2 separate regions of the Homo sapiens genome follow, and region 2 is linked to region 1. A link is an interaction called in ENCODE POLR2A ChIA-PET data of the cell type or tissue named here. Cell type or tissue: endothelial cell of umbilical vein. All regions are shown on one strand. Links, peaks and the distances in the headings refer to the core of each region. The heading gives the core; the rest is flanking DNA. Region 1 holds the start of LOC284191 (a long non-coding RNA gene). Region 2 overlaps CENPV (centromere protein V).

Region 1 (14,651 bases), core at 894-8,893:
AGGCTGTGGCAGGAGAATGAACCTGGGAGTCAGAGGTTGTAGTGAGCCGAGATCGTGCCATTGCACTCCAGCCTGGGCAACAGAGATGCCATCTCAAAAAAAAAAAAAAAAAAAAGGATGAGAACATTGCCCGCCTCACAGGCGGTTATGAGCATGAAATGAGGGAGGGAGCACAGTTACATTCTTAGAGCAGGTTCTTGGCACACAGTAAGTCCTCAATAAAGGCCGTGGAGGAGGAACATTACAGCCCGTATTGCACTGCATGGCGACTGCACTCCTGTGTCTTCCCCATCGTCTGAAACCTCCCAGGGGATGGGAGGCCCAGCAACAGCCAAAGGCGGAGTGAGAGGAACGTAAAAGCCAAAGAAAGCCCATGGGCCCTTAGGAAGAAACTGAAGGACGAGGAGGACATGGAGAGGTGGAGAGGAAGGAGGGAGGCTGCAGGAAGCAGCTGGAGCAGGGTGATGGTGCACAGAGCAGGAGAGGAGATGCAGACGGTCAGCAAACACAGGAAAATGTCCAGTCTCCCAAAAATCAGAAAAACAACTGAACAATGAAAAACTAACTTTCAGCCATCAGGTTGCAAAGTTTTAAAGTTGGTAACATCAAGGGCAGGGGGGTGATCTACAGAAGCATGAACTCAGGGCCCACTGGAGGGAGGGAGCTGGCAGCAGCGTTCTGGAGAGTAACCAGCCAGGGTCAGTTAAATGCACAACACACACCTAACCCACCCCCCAGAAATTCTCCTCCTCCGTGAGCCTCCTCATGACAGCGAGAAACGGGAAACAATGTAAATGTCCATGCAGCAGAGGATGCCTGAATAAGCAGGGTGCACAGGCCAGAGCCAGGAATCTATTGCACAGTTAAAAGAATGAGAAATCTCGAAGCTTTCAGGACAGACGCTGAGTAAATAAAAGTAGCTTATAGCATGAGCCTTACAGCATGATGCCTTTTAGTAAAACAAAACCAAAAGCAAACAACATGCACACACACACACACACAGTACAGCGCTGTGTTGTCTGTGATCACGCACACATGACTGTGAAGCATAAGAAGTCTGCAAAGACATGCATGACGAAACTGGCTCTCGCCGGGTGGGGCAAGAGGGAACCAGGACTGGGGGTGACCGTCAAAGGGGACTTTAGCCCTATTTGTAGGGCTAAACATTTTACATTTAGGGCTTTTACATTTGTAGGGGTTTTACATTTAATTACTTGTTTACATTTAATTACTTGTGTCAATGAACAGTGACAAAACCATAGCTGGGCTCTGGCAGTGGATTTCTAAGAGAGAGGTAAGAAAGAGATCCCATTGCCAGGAACTTTCTGCCTGTTGAAATGGGCAAGCCCAAAGTCACTACAGGATGCCCTCACTGAGTCCCCCCTCACCTCCTGTTTGCATACCCCCAGGGTCAGGGCTCTCACCACCTCACGGAGCAGCTGGCTCCCTGGGGGGTAGCTCTGATGGTTAGAAAGCTCAGCTCTAGCCTGGGCAACATAGCGACCCTGTCTCTATAATTTTTTTTTTTTTGAGACCGAGTCTCACTCTGTTGCCCAGGCTGGAGTGTGGTGGCGTGATCTCAGCTCACTACAACCTCCACCTCCTGGGTTCAAGCGATTCTCGTGCCTCAGCCTCCTGAGTAGCTGGGACTAGAGGAGTGAGCCACCACTCCCGGCTAATTTTTGTATTTTTATTGGAGACAGGGTTTCACCATGTTGTCCAGGCTGGTCTCGAACTCCTGACCTCAAGTGATCTACCCGTCTTGGCCTCCCAAAGTGCTGGGATTACAGGCGTTAGCCACTGCACCCAGCCTAATTTTTTTTTTAATTAGCTGGGTGTGGTGGTGTGCACCCGTAGTCCTAGCAACTTGGGAGGCTGGAGGATTGCAACACTGGGCTGGAGCTCAGGAGTTCAAGGCTACAGTGAGCTATGATCACACCACTGCACTCCAGCCTGGGCTACAGAATGAGAACCTGTCGCAAAAAAAGGAGGAGGAGGAAGAAGAAGGAGAAGGAGAAAGAGGAGAAGGAAGGAGAAGAAGGAAAGACAGCAAGTTCAGCTTTGTCCAGTGAGCAGACTGTGCTTCCAGACTGTGCTTCCATGGGACTGAATGCTGCTCTCTGCAGCCACACACATTGTCCTGGAGTTTTAAAGCCAATACCTGTTATGCCTGAAATGAAAAACAAACAAAATCCAGCCTGATTTGGGGAGTGGCTGAGAATTGAATGACAGAGTTCCCTAATGTCTTACTGCCAATCACAGCTTGTTAATGCTTTTGCTCAAATGCAGTTTACAGAGAATGGATTTAATTTGCTTTCTATTTTCTTTAATTAGATGGTGTAATTTACAGACAGTGAAATGCACCCTTTTAAAATGGGAAGTTCAGTAAGTGTTCTCATACATGCACACCCAGGCAACCACAACTCAGATCACAACTCAGAGCATGCACAGCCCCCAGAAGGTCCCTCACTGCCCCTTCCAGCCAGCACACCCCACTCCATCCCCAAGAGAGTCACAATTCTGACTCCTGCCACCACAGATTCATTTTGCTTGTTCCCCAAACTTTGTATAAATGGAAACATACAAATGGGATCGTTTCATGAAACACAAAAATAGATTCCCCCTCTGCACTGGCTCCCCCAGAAGATTGAACAGGTGCTGGAGGTTTCTAAAGCTCATTCTGAGACCAGCCTTTTTTTGAGCTGTCTCCCAAGAGGATGCGGGATTCTAATTTTAAGCTCCACAGCCAAGGTGACAGAAGAGATTTAGAACCCAGAGTAGAGATAACTCATATACCTTAAGGTTTTGGACCTGGTTCATTTATATATGTATAATTAGCGAGTTAAAATGCACACATAGTAAAGAAAAAAATTCAAGCAGTAAAAGAATATGGCGGAAGTAAATTTCTCTCCTGTCTGGTTATCCTAGGCCCATGATGTCCCTACTCAAAGGCGGCAACCCTTAGTGGACCTTGTTCATACAGCCTCCCAGCAAAGCCTAGGCATTTCTGAGCATGTGCGTGTCGCTAGAGGATATATTTCACCTCTCCCTCCCCCTCCATACCTTTTTTTTTTTTTTTTAACACAACTGCTGGCTTATACAGATCAAGGTTGCTGTTTAGCATGCCACCTTTTCCATTTAGTATAGCCTGCCGGACAGTTCTTAGCTTTTGAAATGAACTCCTACAGTGATCATTGGGAGTAACAACAGGGAAAACTTAGGGCACTGTTCTAAACACGTAACATCTGCTCATTTAATTCACATTTTACCGTCTTTGTCACCTTGAGGGGCATGAGCTCCTTAAGTTAAATTGTTTGAAGAAAGGCAACACTGGCCTGTTGATCAATATTTCCCAGGGAGATGGTTCCACTCTGCACTAGCATGTCCGTGGTATTTTGGCCCTAAAGACCCACATCCCTGCAGGTGCTGTGGTCTCTTTGAGCTCCCTCATGTCTGCCACCTACTCCTGGTCCCTTGAGGCCCTGCTGTTGAACCTCCTCTGAGACAGTTCTGGGTGTAAAACAAAAGGAAGAGTCTCCAAAAGAGGACATTTCTTAGACATGCAGCGAAAGCCCTCATTTTCATTATTGCCATTTACATAGATGACTCAGATGTGCTGAATTTCCTGTTGCTAATGTAGCTGTACATTTGTGCTAATTTCTCAGAAATGCTAGATACCATTATTTTAGCAAAACTCACTTTGAAAAAGCAAAGAGCAGGGTTTAAAATAATAATAATAAGGGTCCCCAGTGTTCTGTGGGAAGATCTAGTTTCTCTACTTTAAAATGTTTCCCTCCTAACTTTTTATTATGAAAACTTCAAAACTTCAAGAAAGTTAAAATTATAATGAAGACTCAGGGACCCTCCACCAAGATTCAGTAGCTCTTCACCTTGGTGTCTGCATGGCTCCATCCATCTCTGTCTCTTCCTGCCTGCCTTCTGGCTGAGACCCTGAAGGCAATTTGCAGACATCCCGACACTGCAGTCCTAAGTGTGTCCACAAGGCACCTCCTAAGAAAATGGACATTCTCTCACATAGACTGTCATGATCACATCTAAGAAAGTCAATCATAGTTCAATAAGACCATCTGACATCTAGTCCACATTTAAATGGCCCTGGTGCTTATAAGACATTTTCCATGGCTGCATCTTTTGAATCGGTATCCCTCTGGGGGTCACATATTACATCCGGTCATTGTATCTGTGTAGTCCTTTTTTGGCTAGAGCAGTCCCTTCCCTTTTGCTCTTTTTCTTCTCTTTTATCTTTTTTTCCTTTGTTTGGTGTGTTTGACGTTGACTTTGTGAAGAGACTTGGCCGTGGTCTTGTGAAATGTCCCATGGCTGATCTCTCGGGCTGTATCCTCCTGGTGTTGGTTCACGTGTTCCTCCAACCTCTGAGAGCTCCTGGAGGTGCATGATGTTGGCTTTCTCCCCCCACGGTGATGCTGTCAGATCCCTTGTTAAGATGGTGACACCAGCTGTTCCCCTGTGGAGGCACACTGTCCCTTTTGCAATTAGTGTCCCTTGTGGGCAATGCCTTGTGAGCATCCTGGTTCCCAACAGAAAGGACGACCCTTCTGTTGATCATTTTAGCATCTTTGGCCAAAACCAATATTCCACTTGCAAGGTGGTAACTTTCGATACCTTTTAGATTCCTTCTACATTTTTTAGCTGGTGTTTTTCTGTAAATAGAGCTTTCTTGTTATTTTCCCCTTTGAAAAAAAATACAGAAAATAACCATGAAAAATATAACCAACATCCATATTTTCACCACTGAGAATTTGTGTTAAAATTTTGGCATATTCACCTTCAAGTTTTTCTTATAAGAAGGAAAACATGACAGTGAAATCTCCGAAATCCCCCAACTCCCTATTCTACTTCCTACCCTACACTCACCATCATAAATGTGGCTCTATCTTCCAGGCCCCTTTTTATACTTTTATGAGTACAGTACAGAATGTTTTAGCTATGAAAAATACAGTATATAGCATTATTTTGCGTGTTATTTTTAAACATTTTATATAAATAGCATTCTAAATCTATCATTATGTCCCTTTCTTTTCTCACCCAACACCTTTGAGATCAGCTCATATGGATGCTCATATAATGAGCTCATTCCCGTTTAGCTGCTCTATGGGATTCCACACATTCTTTTCCGTTCCTCCTCTACTGAAGAACACGTGGACTGTTTTTGATTCCTCGCTGTTAGGAGCCACGCTACAGTGGGCAGACCTGTGCGTGCCTTTGTGCAGATGTATGAGCATCTCTCTGAGTTGTGGCCAGCTTCACTAGATATTGCCCAAATGACCACACTAATTAATATTCTCTCCCACCAGCAGCCACATGTGGCTGGCTCCTCCCTCATATCTTCATCCACATGGGATAGTATCAGACTATTACATTTTTGCCAAACTAATAGGTGAGAAATGGTATTTGTTGCTTTAATTTGTATTTCCCGATTTCTAGCAAGGCAGTGCACAGATGTTTCTCGGCCACTGTGAAGGGGTGTTTCCATGAGACACATGGGGTATGCTCTGCTCTGTGGATCTGAGCTGCTAGTGAATCCTCGGTCTCTCCTCTAGAGAGAGTGCCTCCTAGGCACTAACAATCAGGTGGCTATCACAAAGGGAATGAAATTATTCTCAATTGTCATTGTCCTTATATTTGTATGAATAATATTGCTTGTCGCCTAGTACTTATCACCCGGCTTTCTATGAGCCAGGCTTTATTACTTTAACCACTTTACTTGATCCTCTCAGAAATTTATTTATATTTACTTATGTGTTTATTTTGAGATAGGGTCTCACTCTGCCACCCAGGCTGGAGAGCACTGGCACAATCACAGCTCACTGCAGCCTCAACCTCCTGGGCTCAAACAATCCTCCCACCTCAGCCTTCTGAGTAGCTGGGATGACAGGTGCGAACCACCATGCCTGCCTAACTTTTAAATTATTTTTTAGTAAAGACACAGTCTCAATTGTTGCTGAGGCTAATTTCGAACTCCTGTGCTCAAGTGATCCTCCCAGCTCGGCCTCCCAAAGTGCTGGGATTACATTCGTGAGCCACCATGCCAGGCCTAGGAATAGATTTATTATTTCCATTTTGCTGAAAAGGAGACAGAGGGTCAGAGTGGAACAGTGACTTGCCTAAGGTCATAGAGCTGGTAAGCGATCTGCTTCCAGAGCCCAAACCCTTCCCTCTGTATAGTATTGCTCCTTCACACTCCTCCCAGATGCCCAGATAGTTCCCAGCAAGAATAAAAGATGGTTTCACACTGAAAGAAGAAGATTGGTTCTGGTTTTCTTGTCTCCTTCCCTGGTTCCCATGGCTATGAGCAGAGAAGTTGTTCGTTAACCAAAAATTACAGCCTTGCAAATAGCTCCTAGCCCATTTGCCCAGGTTTCTGGGTAGAAGACAAGCAGAGCAGGCAGTTATAGTACAGCCGGCCCTTCATAGCTGCAGTTTCTGCCTCCACAGATTCAACTAACCACTAACCACAAGTAGAAAATAGAAATAATGGCCAGGCACAGTGGCTCATGCCTGTAAACTCAGCACTTTGGGAGGCTGAGGCGGGTGGACTGCTTGAGGTCAGGAGTTCAAGACCAGCCTGGTCAACATGGTGAAACCCTTTCTCTACTAAAAATACAAAAATTAGCCAGATGTGGTGGCAGACGCCTATAATCTCAGCTACTTGGGAGGCTGAGTCACGAGAACTGCTTGAACCCAGGAGGCAGAGGTTGCAGTGAGCAGAGATTACGTCATTGCACCCCAGCCTGGGTGACAGAGCAAGACTCCATCTCAAAAAAAAAAAAAAATAGATAAAAAATAGAAAATAATGCAAATGAAAACAATATAGTATAACCATTTATATAGCATTTACATTGTATTAGGTGTTATAAGTAATCTAGAGATTATTTAAACTCTATGGGAGGATGTGCATAGCTTATATGCAAATACTACACATTTTATATCAGAGACTTGAGCATCTGCATATTTCGGTATTCTTAAGGACCTGGACCAGATCGCCTGTGGATACTGAGGGACAACTGTGCTTCTTTCTCACTCCAGGTCAGAAAGGAAGGGTGGGTTGGTAAACTCTTAATCTGTTCAAGTTTTTGGATTGGTTGTAGCCAGGGTGGGTGATCTGGGTGGGCAATGGAGCCACAGAACTGAACGTTCAAGAAACTTTTAGATCCTAAGTTGGGAAAAAGGAATCTCTCTCTCTCACTCGTTTTAGTTAAAGTCCTCTGTTGTACATGTGGTATTGGGCAGAGATACGTACAGGCTTCTGCAGCGTCATCAGAACTCCAGAGGAGAGGTGGCTTCCAGGCGGGTGAGCCTTCAGGACTTCAGGTCCAGTCTGCCCATTTATAAATAGGAAAGCAGAGGCATTGAAACCTCTAGGTCCTAGGCTGCTTGAAGGCATCAAAGTGCCTGACTGGTCCTCGGAGCCTGGCAAAGTATTCAGCTTACAACATACATTTCATGAATATTTGTTGAATGAATAAATAAACGGACAAGAAGGCCAGACGTGGTGGCTCACGCCTGTAATCCCAGCACTTTGGGAGGCCGAGGCGCGCGGATCACTTGAGGTCAGGAGTTCGAGACGAGCCTGGCCAGCATAGTGAAACCCCGTCTCTACTAAAGATACAAAAATTAGCTGAGCTTGGTGGCAGGCACCTGTAGTCCCAGCTACTCGGGAGGCTGAGGCGGGAGAATTGCTTGAACCTGGGAGGCGGAGGTTGCCGTGACATGAGATCATACCGTTGCACTCCAGCCTGGGCGACAAGAGCGAAATCTGTCTCAAAAAAATAAAAAATAAAAAGGTAAATGGACAAGAAAGTTGGAATCTTAAAACAAATGCACAAAACCCCCAAGCTTTTGATTCCTTTGGGTTCTGCTGGGTGGAGGGGACCTATTTGAGGAAGGAGAATCAATGAACCGGGTCCTTCGTGAGAAGATGTGGCCAGGTCCTGCCGTGAGGCCCTGGGTGACTCAGTGAGCACTCCCTGTCCACAGCTCAGCGACTCACAGATGTCCCCAGGGAGAAGTACAGAAGCTGAGAGTCTGGACGAGGCCCCAGGCTGCCTGGCCCCTGCCTTCCTGCTCTCCTCTCCCACCTCTCCCGCTTAACTCCGCTGCAGCCACAGCCGTCTTGGTCTTCAGACAAGCCAGGCCCATTCTCCGCTCGGCCGCCTTGCCCCTGCTGCTGCCCTGCCAGGAGTGCTCAGCCTGTGGCTCTCTGAAGGACTGAGTCCTGGTTCCAACAGCACCTCCTCAAAGAGGACTTCCTAGATACCCTGGCCAGAGTCCCCACCCTGGCCACTCCCTACCACTCCCATCTGGTTTATTTCCTGAGCACTTGCTCCTGCTTGGACTGACCTGGCACGTCCCTGTGCTCGCTGGTGGGCTATCTGCTTCCCTCATCCGAAAGTGACTATGCCTCCGGCATCTGAGGCTGCACCTGGCATGTGGCAGGCACTCAACAGACAGATGGTGCAAGAACGAGAGAAAAAGAGGCCGGGGCTGAGCGTCATGCTGACGCCTCTGGAAACCTTTATCTCTGAGCAGTGGGGAGCCCCAGCTGGAAAAGGCCGCACGGCTCATGGTGAAGGTGACGACGATGATGCATGTGTGTGCACGGCAGGTGTTAGGCTGACAATAAGTGGCCACAGTTAGCTGAACATCTACTATGTGCCAGATATGAACTTGATTTTTAAATCACTCTATCCTCAGAATAAGGCAAATGCTGCCACGACCCCCTTCTCACAGACGAGAGAGTCAAAGCCCAGAGAGACTGAGCTTTTTGCATCCAGTCTGGGATGTGGGGAGCTGAGATGTGCTCCCACAAATACCTGACCCCAAAGCCCAGGCTCTTTCTAGTGGGCAATGAACAGCTGAGGCTGTTACCAACTTTCTTCAGGCCCTGAATGGCAGCCCAACTTCCCGCTGACCCTGTTGTTCTTCTTTCTGCCCAGGGACTCCCTACCCTCTCAGAGCAGAAGACAGGCCCAGAAACAGAATGTCCACTCACTCAGTCCATAAACATTTATTAAGCACCTACAACGTGCAGGGGTGCGGGGATGCAGCAGGGCTTAAGTCAAAGCTCAAGCACTGGTGGAGCTCACAGGTGGAGCTGCTGAGGGCATAACAAAGAAGTAGGCAAAGGAGTGGGCAGCAGATACTGGTCTGAACTGGGACAGTCAGGGGACAGGACCAGGAGAGCTGGGGCTGGGGACCTGGGTCGGGGGAGTCAGGCAGCCTCTCTGCGGAGGAGAAGCCAGCTTGCAGCAACCCGGGTGAGGGGCTGCCCAGCAGTCAGTGCACTTAGGAGAGAGTGGACTTAGTACACTAGTGGAGAAGAAATGAAGGCCAGTGTGGTGGGGGTGGGGAACAAGGTGGAAACAGTTACTGAGCTAATGAAATATCATCTCGGGCTCCCCCACATGTAATCACAGCTATTTCAAAGTCTGGCACAGCGAAGCCCCTCCAGAAATGTCTGCAATGAATGGAATTGGATCAGGTCAGTGTCCCGCTTGACAAAAACAAAAAGCAATGTCTGGTGCAGCCTGTCTCACAGAAAAATTTCCTTCAGGGAGGAGGATGAAGGTGAACCTCCTGGTTTTAGCAAACCAAAACAATATATTCAGATGGAATAAGGCAGATTAGCAATTCTCAGGTTGCAGGTTGCAGAGGCAGAATTTAAACGTTTTGGGTAAAAAACAAAAACCCACTTAAGATCGTATTTTTTTTCCTTTTTTTTTCTTTTTGAGATGGAGTCTCCTTCTGTCACCCGTTCTGGAGTGCAGTGGCGTGGACTGCAACCTCTGCTCCTGGGTTCCAGCGATTCTCCTGCCTCAGCCTCCTGAGTAGCTGGGATTATAGGTACCTGACATAATGTCCAACCAATTTTTTTTTGTATTTTTAGTAGAGATGGGGTTTCACCCTGTTGGCCAGGCTGGTCTCAAACTCTTGACCTCAAGTGATCTATGGCCTTGGCATCCCAAAGTGCTGGGATTACTGAGCCCCTGCACCTGGCCCCACTTAAGACCTTCTATGTTGCAGGATTTGAGGTTAATCTCCCATTACTATTGAAGGCTTATCTATTTTTCCCTTTTTGCAGATAAATGAGGAGTTGTCTCTGGTACAGGAACTAAACCAGCTCTGGGATCCCTAATGGCTGGGCTGGCCTGGTTGCTTCAGCTCTGGATTCAAACTGGCCAAGGATACAGGAGCCCAGGGGTGAGAATGGTAAGATCCTGCTTCCAGCTGCCTGCCAGAACCATTGACTTAAATGTGTATAATAACAGGAGCTAACATTTAATCATCCTAATAAAGCTATGAGGTGAGTACAAGTATGGCCCCACCCAGAGATGAGGAAAATGTAGCTCAGAGAGAATAAATTACCTACTAAATGTAAGACATCCCAAACCGCTTCCTTCCCCAGTCTTTCCCATTTCACTAAATGACACCACCCCTTACTGTACTAAATTGCTCAAACAGAAATCTGGGGATGACCCTTGATTCTTTCCTTGCCTCACCCCCACATCTTACCCATCACCAATTTATCTGTTCTATCTTCCAAAACACAGGACATCCTCAATGTGGCTATTTCTCTTCCATTCCCCCTGCTATCACCATCACTGTACCCACCATCAGCTCTCTGCTGAGCCACTAACTGGCCTACTACTACCACCCATTCTCCTCCAGCAGTGGCGGGTGATCTTTTTAAAACATAAGTCAGATGCCATGTCAGCCCTCAGTGAAAACTCTCTAATGCCTTCTCATTGCCTTTATTTTTTTCTCCGTCTAGTTGTAAGATTTTCCCTTTGTCTTTCATTTCCTGTAATGTTACATTGTACCTAGGGGTGATTTTCTTTCTATGTATGCTGCTAAGTGTTCACAGTCCTTCTCAAACCCATGGCTCGATGTCTTTCGTTTACTTGCAAATATTCCACACATAATCACAGCTATTTCAAAGTCTGTGTCTAGTAACCCCGCTATCTGGATCCCCTTGGACCTGTTTTGGTTGTTTGTTTGTGTTTTTCCCCCTGAATTGTGGTCAGGTCTTGTATTATTGTAAGGATAGACATTAAATAGGAAAAATGGTAGAGATAATTTATGTCATCTTCCTGTTTACTTTTGCTTCTTCTCAGGGATTATACCTGGATCTCTGACCTTTGGGCTTCCTACTTCCCTGGTGCCATGTTTCTGCCCTCTGCCTCTCCTGATATGATTATTAATTTTATATGTCAACTCAGCTAGGCCACAGTACTGGTATTTGGTTAAATACCAGTTTAGATATCCCAGTGAAGGTATTTTTTAGACGAGTTTAACATTTAAATCAGTCAACTTTAAGAAGAGCAGATTGGGGTGGGTGCGGTGGCTCGTGCCTGTAATCCCAGCAATTTGGGAGGCCTAGATGGGTGAATCACCTGAGGTCGGGAGTTCGAGACCAGCCTGACCAACATGGAGAAACCCATCTCTACTAAAATCACAAAATAAGCCGGGCGTGGTGGCACATGCCTGTAATCCCAGCTACTCAGGAGGCTGAGGCAGGAGAATTGCTTGAACCTGGGAGGCGGAGGTTGTGGTGAGCCGAGATCACATCATTGCACTCCAGCCTGGGCAACAAGAGCGAAACTCCATCTCAAAAAAAAAAAAAAAGAAAAGAAAAGAAAAGCAGATTGCCCCGAAATGTGGGTGGATCTCATCCAGCCATTAAAAGGTTTTACAAGAAAAGGCCTATGGTTCCCCCGGGGAAGAGGGAATTTTGTCTCCAGAACACTTTCAGGCTTGAGCTGCGATATCAGCTCTTTCCTGGGTGGCCAGCCTGATGGTCTGTCCTGCAGATTTCAGATCCACAAGCCCCACAGTCACCTGAGCCAATTCCTCTCTCTCTCTCTCTATCACACACACATGCACACACACACACAACTGGTTCTGTTTCTCAGGAGAACCCTAATACACTTGGCCTGTGTTCAGTGACAGCACCCAAATCCCTATCTGCAGTCTGGGCCTCCTGGGCTTCAGAACTGAGGATCCATTGGCCTCCTCTGTGTCTCCTCTAGGATTCCTAGCGGGCATCTCAGTCTTAGCACAGCTTCACCAAAGTAAGCGTCTACTTCAGCTCCACGACCTGCTGTGTCTCAGCCATCCTGGTCTCAGAGGCTGGCATCCATTCTTCTGGTGGCCCAGGCCCTGCTGTGGTCTGAATGTGTCCCCCAAAATTCATGTGTTGGAAACCTAAACCCCAATGCAACAGTGTTAGGAGGTGTGGTCTTTGGGGAGGTGTCAGGTCAGGAGGGCTCCACCCTCAGGAATGGATTAATGCTGCTATAAAGAGGCTTGTGGGAATGGGCTCTCCATTCTCCTGCTCTTCCACCATGTGAGGGCTCAGTTCATCCCTTTTTGTCTTTCCACCTTCTGTCATGTGAGGATCCAGCAAGATGGTCCACACCAAATGTTGGCACCTTGATCTTGGACTTCCAGCCTTTAGAACAGTAAGAAATAGATTCCTATTCTATGTAAATTACCCAATCTCGGGAATTCTGTTACAGCAGCACAAAATGGACCAAGGCAAATATTGGTACCCAGAATGTGGCTGCTGTAACAAACGCCTAAAAACGTGAAAGCAGCTTTGGAACTGAGTAATGGGCAGAGGCTGGGACAGGATGGAAGTGCATGCCAGGAAGAGCCTGTATTGCCATGAACAGCCCATTGAGGGTGATCCTAGTGAGGGCTCAGAAGAGGACAGCTGTAGGGAAAGCTGGAATCTCCTTAGAGATTACTTGAGTGTTCATGAAGAGAATGCTGGTAGAAATATGGACAGTACAGGCCATTCTGATGAGGTCTCAGATGGAAATGAGGAACAGGGTATTAAAAACAGGAGGGAAAGTGATACTTGTTCCAGAGTGGAAAAGAACTGGGCTGAATTATGTCCATGTGCTAGGACTTCATGGAAGGCAGAACTTAAGAGTGATGAACTATGACTAGGCACAGTGGCTCATGCCTGTAATCCTAGCACTTTGGGAGGCCATGACAGGAGGATCATTTGAGGCTAGGAGTTCAAGGCCAACCTGGGCAACATAAGAAGACCCTGTCTCTACAAAATTTTTAAAAAATTAGCAGGCATGGTGGCATATGTCTGTAGACCCAGCTACTCAGGAGGCTGAGGCAGGAGGATCACTTGAACACAAGGGTTCAAGGCTATAGTGAGCTATGATCGTGCCACTGCACTCCAGCCTGGGTGACAGAGTGAGACCCTGTATCAAAAAAACAAAAAAAAAATTGAAAAATTAATGAACTAGATATGTGGCAGAAAAAACCTCTAAGCAGCAAAGTGTGCAGGATGCTGTACATCCTCTCTTAGCTGCTCATAGTAAAATGCGAGAGGACAAATGATTTAAAGACGGAATGTATAACCACAAGCGAAGCAGAACACAAAGATTTGGAAAATTCTCAGCCTGGCCGCATAAAGAATAAAAAGGTGTGTTAAGGAGAAAATACCAAGGGTATGGCCAAGAGCCCATGTGATAAGGAGATGAGTATGGCTAGAAAGAAGCCAGGTGCTGTTCATCAAGACAGTGGGAGAAAGACTCTGAAGGGATTTGAGAGATCTGGATGACTCATCTCATCATAAGCCCAGGGCCCTTGGAGCTTGAGGGCAGAATGATTTGGGGGGATGGGCCAGGGGCTGGCTGCCTTGGGTCTCTACTCCTTGTGTTTTGGCACGATGCTCCTTGGCCACCCCAGCTGTGGCTCAAATGGGCCCAGGTGTGGCTTGGGCTGCTGCTCCAAAGGGTGCAAGCTGTGAGCCTTGGCAGCATGCATGTGTTGCTAATTCTGCAGGCACACAGAGTGCAAGAGCTTTGGGGGTATGGCTGCCTCCCCTTGAATTCAAAGAATGCCACAGAGGGATAGCCCCCATTAGGGCAATGCCCACCAGAATTGTGAGGTTGGGTCTAAAACTAAGACAGGCCCTAAGTACCCGGAGTCATCCTTGACTTCTCTTTCTCTCCCTGTCTCCTTCCCTTCCACCAATCCATTAGCAAACACTGTTGGCTTTACGTTCAAAATATGACCAAAATCATCTGAGCACTTACCACCTTCAGGCCTGCTTCAAGCCACCCCCTACCAGCCCCTTCTCAGAGGCCCCCCCACCCCCAGGTGCCATGTACTCTGTTAGCACCTGAGCCACAGCTGAGCCCTCCACTGCCCAGGAACCTCTGCCACTCCCCAGCTGCTCTGACTAAACACTGGATCTTTATAATGGCCCTGGGCCTTGAACCTGGGCCTTCTCTCCCTGAGCCCTCTGCCACTCTCCCCTGCTCACACCAGGCCAATGCTGACAACTTCCCCTCTGTGCTGTTCCGCTGCCTGGAATGCTCTCTGCCCAGATGTGTGCTTGGGTGACTGCTTGCCTCCCAGGAAGCTTGCCCAAATCTTGCCTCCTCAGTTAGGACAGCCCCGGCCATTCATCTCAAAGGCAAGGGGCACAGAGTATGGGCTCAGTACACGTATGGGGGAGGAGGGAGGGAGGGAGGTGGAGAGGGAGGAGGAGGAAGGGAGGAATGCACAGGCCATTTCATTCCAGCGAGAACAGGTCACAAGGCACACCCAAAAGCAACCCGGGTGGTACAAAACTAAAG
Region 2 (13,368 bases), core at 485-8,484, 640 kb before region 1:
TAAAACTCAGCCAGGTGTGGTGGCTCATGCCTGTAGTCCCAGCACTTTGAGAGGCCGAGGTGGGTGGATCATGAGTTCAGGAGTTGGAGACCAGCCTGGCCAACGTAGTAAAACCCCGTCTCTACCAAAAATACAAAAAAATTAGCTGGGCGTGGTGGTGGGTGCTTGTAATCCCAGCTACTTGGGAGGCTGAGGCAGGAGAATTGCTTGAACTAGGGAGGCAGAGGTTTCAGTGAGCCAAGTCACGCCATTTTACTCCAGCCTGGGCAACAAGAGCGAAACTCCATCTCAAAAAAAAAAAAAAAAACCCAAAAAAACAAATGCATATCTTTCAGCTCAGCAATCCCACTTCTCTATTCTCAAATAATACACATATGTATGTATAAAGAGGTGTGTACAAGAATGTTCACTGTCAACACTCTTGGTAATAGCAAAAAACTGTAAACAATCATAATTTCCGTGAAAAAAAGAATAGCTAAATAAACTACACCCACACTATGCTGTTCTATGCAACAGTTAATAATGAGGATATGTATATTGATATGAAAAGATCAAGATGTAATTAAATAAAGAAATGCAACCGAATGCAGTGGCTCCCACCTATAATCCCAGCACTTAGGGAGGCCAAGGCAGGAGGCTCACTTGAGGCCAGGAGTTTGAGAGCAGCCTGGGCAACATAGCATGACCCCATCTCTACAAAAAATTTTAAAAAATTAGCCAGGGGGTGGCACACACCTGTAGGCTGTGGTAGGACTGCTTGAAGTAAGGAGTTCAAGGTTACAGTGAGCTGTGATCACATATCCCTAAAAAAAATAATTTTTTTTTTAAGACGGAGTCTTGCTCTGTCACCCAGGCTGTAGTGCAATGGTGCGATCACAGCTCACTGCAGCCTCAACTTCCCGGGCTCAGGTGATCCTCCCACCTCAGCCTCCTGAGTAACTGGGACTACAGGTGAGCACCAACACACCCAGCTAATTTTTTTTACTTTTTATTTACTTATTTATTTATTTATTTATTTATTTTTTGAGACGGAGTCTTGCTGTCACCCAGGCTGGATTGCAATGGCACACAATCTTGACTTACTGCAACCACCGCTTCCCAGGTTCAAGCAATTCTCTTGCCTCAGCCTCCTTAGTAGCTGGGATTAAAGGTGTACACAACCATGCCCGGCTAATTTTTGTATTTTTAGTAGAGATGGGGTTTCGCCACGTTGGCCAGGCTGGGCTCAGACTCCTGATCTCAGGTGATCCACCTGCCTTGGCCTCCCAAAGTGCTGGGATTACAGGCATGAGCTACCGCGCCCAGCCTGATTTTTTGTATTTTTAGTAGAGACAGGGTTTTGCCATGTTCTCCCAAAGTACCGGAATTACAGGTGTGAGCCACCGTGCTTGGCCCCTGTATAATTTTAAAATTAAAAAAAATTAAAAATACCTGGAGTTCTGGCCTCGAAAATCCCATCCTTGTGCGTGCTGCTTCCAGTCTTGAAGAGTGAACCTGGCCATCAGTGATTCTGAAGAGACAGTGACCACATAGAACCCAGCACAGCAAACTGAGAAACTGCCATTTTTATTGTATTTTATTGTTTCCTGTAGAGATGGGGGGGTCTCACTACATTGCCCAGTCTGGTCTTGAACTCTAGGGCTTAAGCAATCCTCCTGCCTCAGCCTTCCATAGTGCTGTATTACAGGTGTGAGCCACCATGCCTGGCCTGGCCATCTGTATTTTTTTTGTTTGTTTGTTTTTTGTTTTTGAGACAGAGTCTCACTCTGTCTTCCAGGCTGGAGTGCAGTGGCATCATCTCAGCTTACTGCAACCTCTGCCTCCTGGGCTCAAGCCATTCTCCTGCCTCAGCCTCCTGAGTAGCTGGGATTACAGATGCCCAACACCACGCCCAGCTAATTTTTGTATTTTTAGTAGAGACGAGGTTTCACCATGTTGGCCAGGCTGGTCTTGAACTCCTGACCTCAGGTGATCCACCGGTCTTGGCCTCCCAGAGTGCTGGGATTACAGGTGTGAGCCACCACACTCGGCATTTTTTTTTAATTTTTTTTTTTTTTCCTCAGAGACCTTTGTTCTGAGATCTTTATTCCCTCTCCCTGTTCTTTTTCCTTGTCTAGTCTACCTCACAAATCATTTCATGAGTAATTTCCCTAAAGCAAAGAGCAAATATTTATTAAGCATTTGCCATTATTTGTACTCAGTATTTGGTAATGGCAGGAATGTTTGAGGAAAGCTAATATGTTAGTAATATGGAGCAATGTGAAGTTAAGAAGAGAGGGAGATGGCAACCAATCAGAAGACTATATGAGGCCAGGCTTTATTCATCCTGTTCAGAGGTGGTCACAGCTTCCCAATGCCTGCAAAATAAAGGCCAAATTCCTGAGCCTAATATCCAAGACCATCCAGTCTATCCTCAACATACCTTTCTGATATCTTCATTACTTCTTCCCATTAAAAGCCTCCAATTCAGCCAATTTTTTTTTTTTTTTTTTTTTTTTGAGATGGGGTCTTGCTGTGTCTCCCAGGGTGGAATGCATGACACCATCATAGCTCACTGCAGTCTCAAAACTCCTGGGCTCATGTGGCCCTCAGCTTCCTAAGTAGCTGCAACTACAGGTGTGCACCACCACATGCAGCTTCAGCCTGGCTTTTGCATGTGTGCGTACCTGTTCAGTTACTTCTCCTGTCTCCTTAAACCTTGCTTCCTTTATTGATTGATTGATTGAATGATTGATTGAGACGGAGTTTTGCTCTTGTTGCCCAGGCTGGAGTGCAATGGCACGAACTCGGCTCACTGCAACCTCTGCCTCCCGGGTTCAAGCAATTCTGCCTCAGCCTCCCGAGTAGCTGGGATTACAGGCGCCCGCCACCATGCCCAACTAATTTTTGTATTTTTAGTAGAGACAGGGTTTCACCACATTGGCCAGGCTGGTCTTGAACTCCAGATCTCAGGCCATCCACCAGCCTCGGCCTCCCAAAGTGCTGGGATTACAGGCGTGAGACACCATGCCCAGCTGAAATCTTGCTTCCTTTAAAAATAGGATCAAAGTTGTTGTTTCATGGGTACAGAGTTTCAGTTTTGCAAGGTGAAGAGTTCTGGAGATGGATGGCAATGATGGCTACACAACAATGTGAATGTACTTAACACTGCTGAATTGTACACTTAAAAATGGTTAAGGCCAAGTGCAGTGGCTCATGCCTGTAATCACAACACTTTGAGAGGCCGAGGCAGGAGGACTGCTTGAGCCCAGGAGTTTGAGACCAGCCGGGGCAACATGGAGTGACCTTGTCTTTACAAAAAATATTAGCCGGATGTGGTGGCACACACCTGTAGTCCCAGCTACTCCAGAAGCTAAGAGGGGGGAGATCTCAAGTCTAAGTCAAGGTTACAGTGAGCCATGTTCATGTATTGCACTGCAGCCTAGGTGACCGAGCAAGACAGTCTCAAAATAACTAAAGAGAGAGATTCTGTCTCTAAATAAATTAACAGTTTATGGTAAATTTTATGTGTATTTTACAACTGAAAAAGAAATTAGAAGCTGATTTAACTTTTTAAAGATAGACTCAAATCGTACTCTCCTCAAGGCTTCCCTGAGTTCTCTCCTTTGAACTCTTAGAGCTCTTATTATCTTTACAGCTCACATGGATTGTAACCATTCACAATTTTTTTTTTTTTTTTTTTTTTTGAGACAGAGTCTTTTTCTGTCAGCCAGGCTGGAGTGCAGTGGCGCAATCTTGGCTCACTGCAACCTCTGCCTCCTGGATTCAAGCAATTATCCTGCCTCAGCCTCCTGAGTAGCTGGGATTACAGGCGCCCGCCACCACGCCTGGCTAATTTTTGCATTTTTAGTAGAAACAGGGTTTCACCATGTTGGCCAGGCTGGTCTCAAACACCTGATCTCAGGTGATCCACCTGCCTTGGCCTCCCAAAGTGCTGGAATTACAGGCGTGAGCCACAGTGCCCAGCCTTTTTTTTTTTTTTTGTAGATGGAGTCTCGCTCCATCACCCAGGCTGGAGTGCAGTGGTGCAATCTCCACTCACTGCAACCTCTGCCTCCTGGGTTCAAGTGATTCTCCTGCCTCAGCTTCACAAGTAGCTGGGACTACAGGCACATGCCACCATGCCCAGCTAATTTTTGTAATTTTAGTAGAGACGGGGTCTCAACACATTGGCCAGGCTGGTCTTGAACTCCTGACCTCAAGTAATCCACCCGCCTCAGCCTCCCAAAGTGCTGGGATTACAGGTGTGAGCCACCATGCCCTGCCACAATCTTCCATTTTTAATAATTGTTTATCTTATGTCTTCTTTCCAATTTAGCTACACATTTTTTTCTTTTTTCTTATTTTTTTTTTGAGACAGTCTCATTCTGCCACCCAGGCTGGAGTGCAGTAGCACGAACACAGCTCACTGCAGCCACAACCTCCTGGGCTCGATCAACCCTCCGGAGTAGCTGGAACTACAGGCTTAAGCCACAATGCCTGGTGGCAAACATCTTGATAGTGCTGAGTATATATCTGCTATTAATCGACTGGCCTCAGAAGCAAATCACAGTACAAAAGAAATGATAAACCAAAGTGACTGCTTTAATGTTAAAAATATTTATTTTTTTTCCTAAAAGATCACACAAAAGTTGGGAAGAGAAGGATGTCAATTAGACTACATCAAAATCTGGGCAGAGGGAGGACAAAGAGCTGCCTAAAGAAACTGGTAGCTGGAGCAAACTGCAGAGATCAAGATGACCCTAGTCAACGGAACCAGCAGCCCAGGTCAGCCACATTCAGGAGCACCACCGAGGCACGGCAGGGAGAGCAAAGTTGCTGGCCCCAATCATTCCTCCTTTTCAGGGCAGGAGAGGCAGAAGCTCACTCTTTAGACATGTTCTTGATGGTCTTGTGCTCTTTCATGGCCTTCTCCCAATCGCTGCCATTGAATTCCTCAGTGACCATACTCCGCACAGTGCCCTCATCCAGGCAGTGGGGGGCAATTCCTACGAGAAAGTGGCACAGACAAAGGGGGATCCTCAGTATGGGTGAGACCAGATGGTGTACCGGCTCCTGGATAAGCCCCCACCTGCAGGCATCATCACGCTACACATTAGGGCTTCCAAAGGATATGCCACAGCTTATGGCTTCAGTGATGAGACCCACAGGCTGCCAGCTGGCTCGGAAAGCACTGGCTCCAGCCTACCGCTTCAGCCCTCTGACTCACTTTCCTCAACTGCCAGATGGGAATCACACTCCCTGAGCCAGGTTTGGCCAAGGCTAGACAACATTCAATACCAAGTTGAGAGTACAACATGCAGAAAGGCACAGCCCAGAGCAATCTCTGACTGGCAGCCTGAAGAATTCACAGGCCTTTCCTGTGTTTAGATAGATAACTTTCTTTCCTTTTTTTTCAGATGGAGTTTAGCTCTTGTTGCCCAGGCTGGAGTACAATGGCGTGATCTTGACTCACTGCAACCTCTGCCTTACGGGTTCAAGTGATTCTCCTGCCTCAGCCTCCCAAGTAGCTGGGAATACAGGCGTGCGCCACCAAGCCTGGCTAATTTTGCATTTTTAGTAAAGATGGGGTTTCTCCATGTTGGTTAGGCTGGTCTCGAACTCCCGACCTCAGGTGAGCCACCATGCCTGGCCTCAGATAGATAACTTTCTAAGAATTAAATGTCTTCCCATTTGCACAGGATTTCATACTTTTCAACTCTTTCCTGTTCTGCAAGGTAGACAGGAAGGAGTCTCCATGTGACAGATGAGGAACAGGAGGCCCTGAAGCAATGGGGGAGCGGTAAGGATGACATCCTGCCCTGCCCTGCCTCCCCCACCTCCCCTGTCCGCTCCCCACCACCATAAGGCAAAAGACACTGACAGTCATAGCTGCTCTCGCAGCTCTGGAGGCTGCACTGACACAACAAGAGTCCTCAGAACATCTTCCACCTCTGCTTTCCCCTTCAATTCACACTATAGTTGGTATGATTCTCAACAACTGTCAGAGGGTTAGTTTTATTACTCCCCAGACCCAAGCAGGCCCTGAAGCGGGGCTTGGAGGGTTCCCTGCTTGTTTATTATTTTTTAAAAAGAACAGAGATACGGTTTTGCTATGTTTCCCAGGCTGGTCTCAAACTCCTGAGCTCAAGAAATCCTCCCACCTTGGCCTCCCAAAGTGCTGGGATACAGGTGTGAGCCACCGCAGCCAGCCAGTCCTGCCTAATTTTTGAACAACCAAAAAGCTTTCAAATGCCATTATCAATGCTCCCCAATCTTGCCTCCTTCACTCCCTTAACCCCTGTCATTATTAAAGCTGCCTCCCCTGGCCCCACAAGCCCATCTCCTCACCCCTCTCCTCCCTACCCTTCAACACCATCCCCAGCAACACCAGCTCTACCAGCACCAGTGAATAAGAATCACAACCTGGATGGGCTCCAAGTCCAACTTCACCACATTCAGATATGGGATTCAGAAAAGTTTCACCGGAGCCCGACTCACATTCTATCATGTGGAAAGCGCTCTGCTGAGGAGCCCTGTTCCTCTAAGATACGCATGTGACAGGGTCTAGTCAGCATCCCACCTGTCCAAATAAGACTTTAAATGAGAGCACCATGGGCCTCTCTGTGTCCCCCTGAGCTTGCAGTCCATCCCCTTTACTCACCGAAGCCTCCGGGGTTTGATCGTGGAGTATAGAAGCTCTGAACGCCACATCTCTTACAGAAGGTATGCTGGGCTTTGTGAGTATTGAACGTGTAAGTCGTTATGTGCTCAGCTCCCTAGGTGAAAACAGACAAACGGTATTCTTTTTTACAAAGAGATTTATTTATTTAATTTATTTATTTATTTATTTATTGAGACAGAGTCTCCCACTGTCTCTCAGGCTGGAGTGCAGTGGCGCAATCTTGGCTCACTGCAACCTCCACCTGCATGGGTTCAAGAGATTTTCCTGCCTCAGCCTCCCAAGTAGCTGGGATTATAGGCGCGTGCCCCCATGCCCAGCTAATTTTTTGTATTTTTAGTACAGACAGGGTTTCACCATGTTGGCCAGGTTGGTCTCGAACTCCTGACCTCATGATTCACCCACCTTGGCCTCCCAAAGTGCTGGGATTACAGGTGTGAGCCACTGCGCCTGGCCCCAAAGACATTTATTTTTATGTCACTTAAAAAATACACCTTTGTAGCCGGGTGTGGTGGCAGGCGCCTGTAGTCCCAGCTACTCGGGAGGCTGAGGCAGGAGAATGGCATGAACCTGGAAGGCCGAGCTTGCAGTGAGCCGAGATCATGCCACGGCACTCCAGCCTGGGCAACAGAGCGAGACTCCGTCTCAAAAAAAAAAAAAAAAAAAACACCTTTGGCCAGGCATGGTGGCTCATGCCTGTAATCCCAACACTTTGAGGCCGAGGCAGGCGGATTGCTTGAGCCCAGGAGTTCAAGACCAACCTGGGCAACATGGCAAAACCCTGTTTCTACAAAAAAATATAAAAATTAGCCAGGTGCAGTGGCACACATCTGTAGTCCCAGCTACCTGGGAGGCTGAGGTAGGAGCATCAGTTGAGCCTGGGGAAGTAGAGGCTGCAGTGGGCTGAGATCGCACCATTAAAAAAAAAAATCTTGAAATAACTTAATGGCAGGAGCTCTTCTGTAGGGCTCTTTGTACTAAGAGGCCATTTCCTATCTCCAGAAGAGACTGGGACCTTCTTGAGGACAGAGACCCATCTACACTATCCAGAGACATGTCAGTCTGGAGCGTGACAGCTCACAGCTTCCCTTAGGTCAACGGCATACAGAATTCAGCCTTGAGCCTTCCCTGATACATCACATCAGGGAGGGAAAGTGCTTGCTTCCCAGGGCCTATGTGGAGAGACAGTTCACCCAAGGGACTGGCTCTCCATGTCCCCAAACAGAACGGCTCAAGGTCTTAAGAAAACTGATGGCTGTGCTTAATTTATCCACAAAGGACAAACCAGGAAAAAAATATTTGCCAGACGTCATAGACAGGCTAATTTCCTTAATGGATAATACAAACGGGAGACTGGACAAAGGACATGAACGGACAGTTCAGATAGAAAGAAAAATAAATCACTCTTTAGCCTATGAAATGCTCACCAAAGGAACTTCAATGAGATGTATTTCACTGTCAGGTGGGCAAAATCAAAGCCGTTAACATGGTATTGACAAGTATGTAGAGAAATATGTGCTCACATATATCAGTCACAGGAACAGGAATTGGTACAATTTAGCAACATCTACCAAAATTTTAAAGTGTACATATGCTTTAGCACACAATTCCATTTCTTGAAATTTATTATACAGATATATTCCAAATGTCTCAATGACATAGGTATATAGATACTATAGCACTGTTTATGAAGGCTAAAGATTGGAAAAATTGAAAATGTCCCTCAATAGAGGACCGGTTAGGCATTATGGACACTCATAAAATGAAATATTCTCCAACTTTTGAGAAGAATGAGACAGCTCTACAAAACTAACATGGAACAATTGCCAAAGTTACAAAGTAAAGCAAGGTATAGGCCAGGCGCAGTGGCTCACGCCTGTAATCCCAGCACTTTGGGAGGCCAAGGTGGGCAGATCACTTGAGGTCAGGAGTTCAAGACCAGCCTGGCCAACATGGTGAAACCCTGTCTGTACTAAAAATGTAAAAATTAGCCAGATGTGGTGGCGGGCACCTGTAGTCCCAGCTACTCAGGAGGCTGAAGCAGGAGAATCACTTGAGCCTGGGAGGCGGAGGTTACAGTGAGCCGAGATCACACCACTGCACTCCAGCCTGGGCAACAGAGTGAGACTGTCTCAAAAAAAAAGTTAAGCAAGGTATAAAACAACGTACGTGGTATGCTACCATTTCTTTTTTTTTTTTTAAGGCTATATACTGGTATGTGTGGTGTTTTTGTTTTGTTTTGTTTTGTTTTTTTGAGACAAGATCTCACTCTGTTATCCAGGCTGGAGTGCAGTGGTATGACGACAGCTTACTGCAGCCTTGACCTCCCAGGATCAAGTGATTCTCCCACCTCAGCCTCCCGAGTACCTGGGACTATAGGCATGCAACACCACACCTAGCCGATTTTTTATTTTTTGTAGACATGGGGGTCTCGCTATGTTGTCCAGGCTGGTGTTGAACTCCTGGGCTCAAGTGATCTGCCTGCCTTGGCCTTCCAAAGTGCTGGGACTACAGGCATGAGCTACTGTGCCTGGCCTGTATGTGCTTTTATATGCATATGTATCTTTGAAGAGGGATCCAAGAAACAGTGGCTTACCTTTAGGGAGAGAAATCAGACAGCTGAAGGGGAAGGGGTGGAGGTTTCTTATCCTTGTTAACCCTCTTTACGCTTCCCCAGCCATACCGTCCAGAATTGTGCTTCCTATAGAAATAGCTCCCTGAGGAGCCTTGCTCACTCCATAGCCACTGCAGCACAGAAAAGCAGCGAAGGACTGCCAAGTGGTCCCAAGCCATCCAGCATTATCTGGATGGAATTAAAGCCCCGCCCAACCCCACATTACCCATAATGTGCTAAAAGTCTTTTTTAAAAAATCTGTATTCTTTAACCTGGAGATTTTCTTTCTCTCTTTTTTTTTAACTGCTCCTTGTAGAGCAGGGTGTAGGAAGTGTGCCCAGAATAGCCAGAGAACTTATTTCTAAGAGAATTGATCCTAAAGAAGAAATTTCTAAATTGTCAAAAATGTATACCAAGGAGGTTCACCAGTGTTGTTGATAATCAGAAAAAAACGGGACTCAACTGCAATGATGCAGAGACAGTGATGGGGTAAGTAGACCAGGAAATCGGCTGTGGGGAAGAGGGAGACTGGGGCATGGGGACAGTAGGGAAAGATTTTTCACTGTGTATATACACATTTTCTTCTACCTTTCAAATTTTGTACCAAGTACAAAAAATTCCCCAAAATAATAAAATTAAAGTTACAAATAAGTATATAAGCTTTTCATTGGGAAATGAGATAAGCAGTTTATCAACAAAAAGAATGGTAAAATTCTACTTAATAAACATAAGACAATAGGTTTAGATGTATTTCTCAGAGTAGAAAATAATACACAAAGACAGACACCAAAATATTAACAGTGGTTACCTTTAGTTGACAGGATTTGGGTGATTTTATTGTTTTTTGATTCTCTGAATTTGAAAATGTTTCCACAATACCAAATAGGCCTCCAAAAAATAAAGGTAAAAAATAACACAACCTTTTATTTTTTATTTTCATTTTTTTTGAGATGGAGTTTCACTCGTCACCCAGGCTGGAGTGCAATGGTGTGATCTCGGCTCACTGCAACCTCCACCTCCCAGGTTCAAGTGATTCTCCTGCCTTGGCCTCCCAAGTAGCTGGGATTACAGGCATGCACTACAACGCCCAGCTAATTTTTGTATTTTTAGTAGAGATAGGGTTTCACCATGTTGGCCAGGCTGGTCCTCAACTCCTGACTTCAGGTGATCCATCCATCTTGGCCTCCCAAAGTGCTGGGATTACAGGCGTGAGCCACTGTGCCGGGCCCACCTTTTAAATGTCAACCTGAAACCAAAGCCCGTGAGAGGCCCTGCTATGCTCCAGGCCCCTCCCATGCTACAGACGGCATGCTAACAGTTGGGTGGGGGGTCCTGTAAATCTCACCAATGGGTTCTGCACTCCTTGACCCTGCTCTTAAGCACTGACCTTCAGGAGCTTGAAGCGAGAAGCTGGAACAATGAAGTGTCTATTCTGCTTCTTCTTGCAAATGCTGCAACTACAGAAAGACAGAGCAAATTCCAGATTGTGAGCAGCCACCTGCATCCTCTATGCCTGAGCGGCCCAGCCATGAGAGCCAGCCGACCCCACAGATGATGCCCCTTTCAGCACCATCCAGGGCCGAGGAGCTGGGGCAAAGGCCTGGATAGCAGTGCCTCTGGTTTGCAGGTACAGCAGAGCCCAGGGGGGTCCCAAGTCAGCAGTCGAGGTTCTGCAATGCTCAGAACACAGGACCAACAGACAGGTCTGTACTGCCCACCCCTCAGTTCTTTACAGTGAAGAGAAGCGCTGGACTTCAGAGACACTTAGGAAACAAATTTCAGACACTGCTACAACCTGATGTCTCTGAGACATCCACACCAAAAATGGACAAGGAAGTTTAGGTTTCCCTCTTTCTTCATCACCACGTCACAAGAAGTCCAGCTCCAAGTAAAACACGTCCCCAGAATTACCATCTCTGGAATTAAACTGAAGTCCCCTCTTTTCAGGCCACCTTTGAAAAAGTTCTAATTTAGCACAGAATCCTCTCACAAGTTATTCCACAGTGCTTCTTTTCCAATCTGGACTCTATTGTTAGTAGCCTGGTCAGTTCTCCATTTGAGTAATTCCATCGTATGTGCTTATTATTCATATATAATTCCGGTACCTAGGGGCAAAAAGGACTGGATGCTGTTAAATAATTAGCTGCATGCCAACTTTGGGTCCCAAAGCCAGAGCCTGTCGTCCCTGCTCCATCATAACGCCGGGGAAGGTGGTACAAATCAGGCCCTCCACAGCCAGCAGTGCCATCTGCCTCAACCGAAGAGCAGAGCGAGAGTGGAGGGCCTGGGGAGCCTCCAGGTGTATACACCCTTTACTAACATACCCTCCAACTCTCCCCAACTCTAGACTTCTATGAAGATTCTGCCCAAGGCTTTCCACTCAGTACCCAGCCAGGCACACCTGCAGCTAACCGCCCCCGGCTCCTCAGCAGTGTCAGTCTGAGGGTGATGCTGCCACAAGCCACAAGCCCTGAGGACCCTGCTCTGTGTCACCTGGGCCATGCTGTTGAAGCTCTGTGATGAGCCATATAAAAGGAACAAAAATAGAACAATGAACCTTTCTGTCCCCATCACCTGACTTCAACAGTTACCAGCCCAAGGCCAATGTTTCCTCTGTACCCCAACTCCCCAGATTATTTTGAAATATTGCATTTTAACTCTGAAATTCTTTTAAGCCAATTTAGGGAAAAAAAAATACTCACTTGCAGTCAAATATATGCAAGTCTGCTGAGGCCCAAACTTCAAAACGAACTGCTCCACAGTGGCAGCCTCCTGTGTGCTTCACCAGGCCCTGGTATTCACTAAATGAAACAAAAATCAGAAAGATAATAATTTCTGAATAGCTGCCTCCTGCTCTCTTTTTGTTGCTGAAAGAAAGACAGAAGATTAGACAAAAGTCTTTTCTACATGACAACCAGATGCATTTCTGCTTTTAAGGAGGCACTGTCAATTTCCTAAGTGAAGAATGGTTTCAGCACCTTCTTTGTCCATGAGCTCTCTTTTCACCAATTTCTTAAATTATATTAAGTTGCAAAATAAAACATTCCAAACATTTCGAAAATGTGAGGGATCCTAACCCACCACCAGACATTTTTATTTATATGTCAAATACTAAATTTTTTTTTTTTTTTTTGAGATGGAGTCTCAGTCTATTGCCCAGGCTGGAGTACGGTGGCACGATCTTGGCTCACTGCAACCTCTGCCACCTGGGTTGAAGCAATTCTCCAGCCTTAGCCTCCCAAGTAGCTGGGATTACAGGCGCCTGCCACCGCGCCCTGCTAATTTTGTATTTTTAGTAGAGATAGGGCTTCACCATCTTGGCCAAGCTGGTCTTGAACTCCTGACCTTGTGATCCACCCACGGGGACTCCCAAAGTGCTGGGATTACAGGCGTGAGCCACTGCTCCGGGCCTCAAATACTAAATATTTTTATGAGCTAGGCACGAAGGAGAGAACACTAAACAAGATACAGCAGACACGATTGCTACCCTTACCGACCTTAACAATTTACTCAAATAATAATTAATTATGATTGTGATAAAGGAGGTACAGGCTGCTATGAAAAATAAGACTGTGTACTCAATCAAGTCCAGAGGTCCAGAAGAGCCTTTTGAGAAACTTAATAAAGGCTCTTATATTTTTGCTCTATTTCTTTCCAGTATTCTTCATACACATGCGTTTTACATAGTTGTAATACACATTACATAGAATTTTTTTTTTTTGAGAGGGAGTTTCATTCTTGTTGCCCAGGCTGGAGTGCAGTGACGCGATTTCAGCCCACCGCAACCTCCACCTCCAGGGTTCAAATGATTCTCCTGCCTCAGCCTCCCGAGTAGCTGGGATTACAGGCGCCCACCACCACACCCAGCTAATTTTGTATTTTTAGTAGAGACGGGGTTTCTCCATGTTGGTCAGGCAGTCTCAAACTCCCCACCTCAGGTGATCCACCCGCCTCGGCCTCCCAAAGTGCTGGGATTACAGGCATGAGCCACCTCACCCAGCCTACATACAATTTTAACCCTTTAAAGCTTATATATAAGCCAAACTCAGAAATGAACATTAAGATCTGATAAATGTCTTAAAATCGCTTTCCA

Evidence for each region. Peaks named below come from ENCODE experiments on the same cell type or tissue, not always from the same donor. Only the 100,000 strongest peaks of a DNase experiment are listed, where the experiment ranks them.
Region 2: POLR2A ChIA-PET joins it to region 1 with 10 read pairs; 2 of 35 experiments call an interaction of 5 or more read pairs at or near these places.

Annotation. Positions count from the first base shown.
Region 1 is chr17:16,972,919-16,987,569 of GRCh38, forward strand. It overlaps LOC284191 (a long non-coding RNA gene), which reads right to left and starts at 8,435. Exons shown (of 3, transcript NR_148948.1): 1 at 8,383-8,435; 2 at 7,283-7,798; 3 at 3,081-4,712. RefSeq lists enhancers at 872-921, 2,970-3,099, 8,019-8,268, 8,279-8,328, 8,349-8,558 and 7 more. In endothelial cell of umbilical vein, for the core only: no CTCF peak of the experiment used is centred there; no DNase peak of the experiment used is centred there; H3K27me3 peaks cover 625 bases.
Region 2 is chr17:16,337,954-16,351,321 of GRCh38, forward strand. CENPV (centromere protein V) reads right to left here. Exons shown (of 5, transcript NM_181716.3): 2 at 11,978-12,076; 3 at 10,663-10,732; 4 at 6,644-6,758; 5 at 4,584-4,988. The coding sequence ends at 4,864. Among named protein-coding and RNA genes, the nearest start is that of CENPV, 8.8 kb to the right of the region's middle. In endothelial cell of umbilical vein, for the core only: no CTCF peak of the experiment used is centred there; a DNase peak (open chromatin) is centred at 5,248.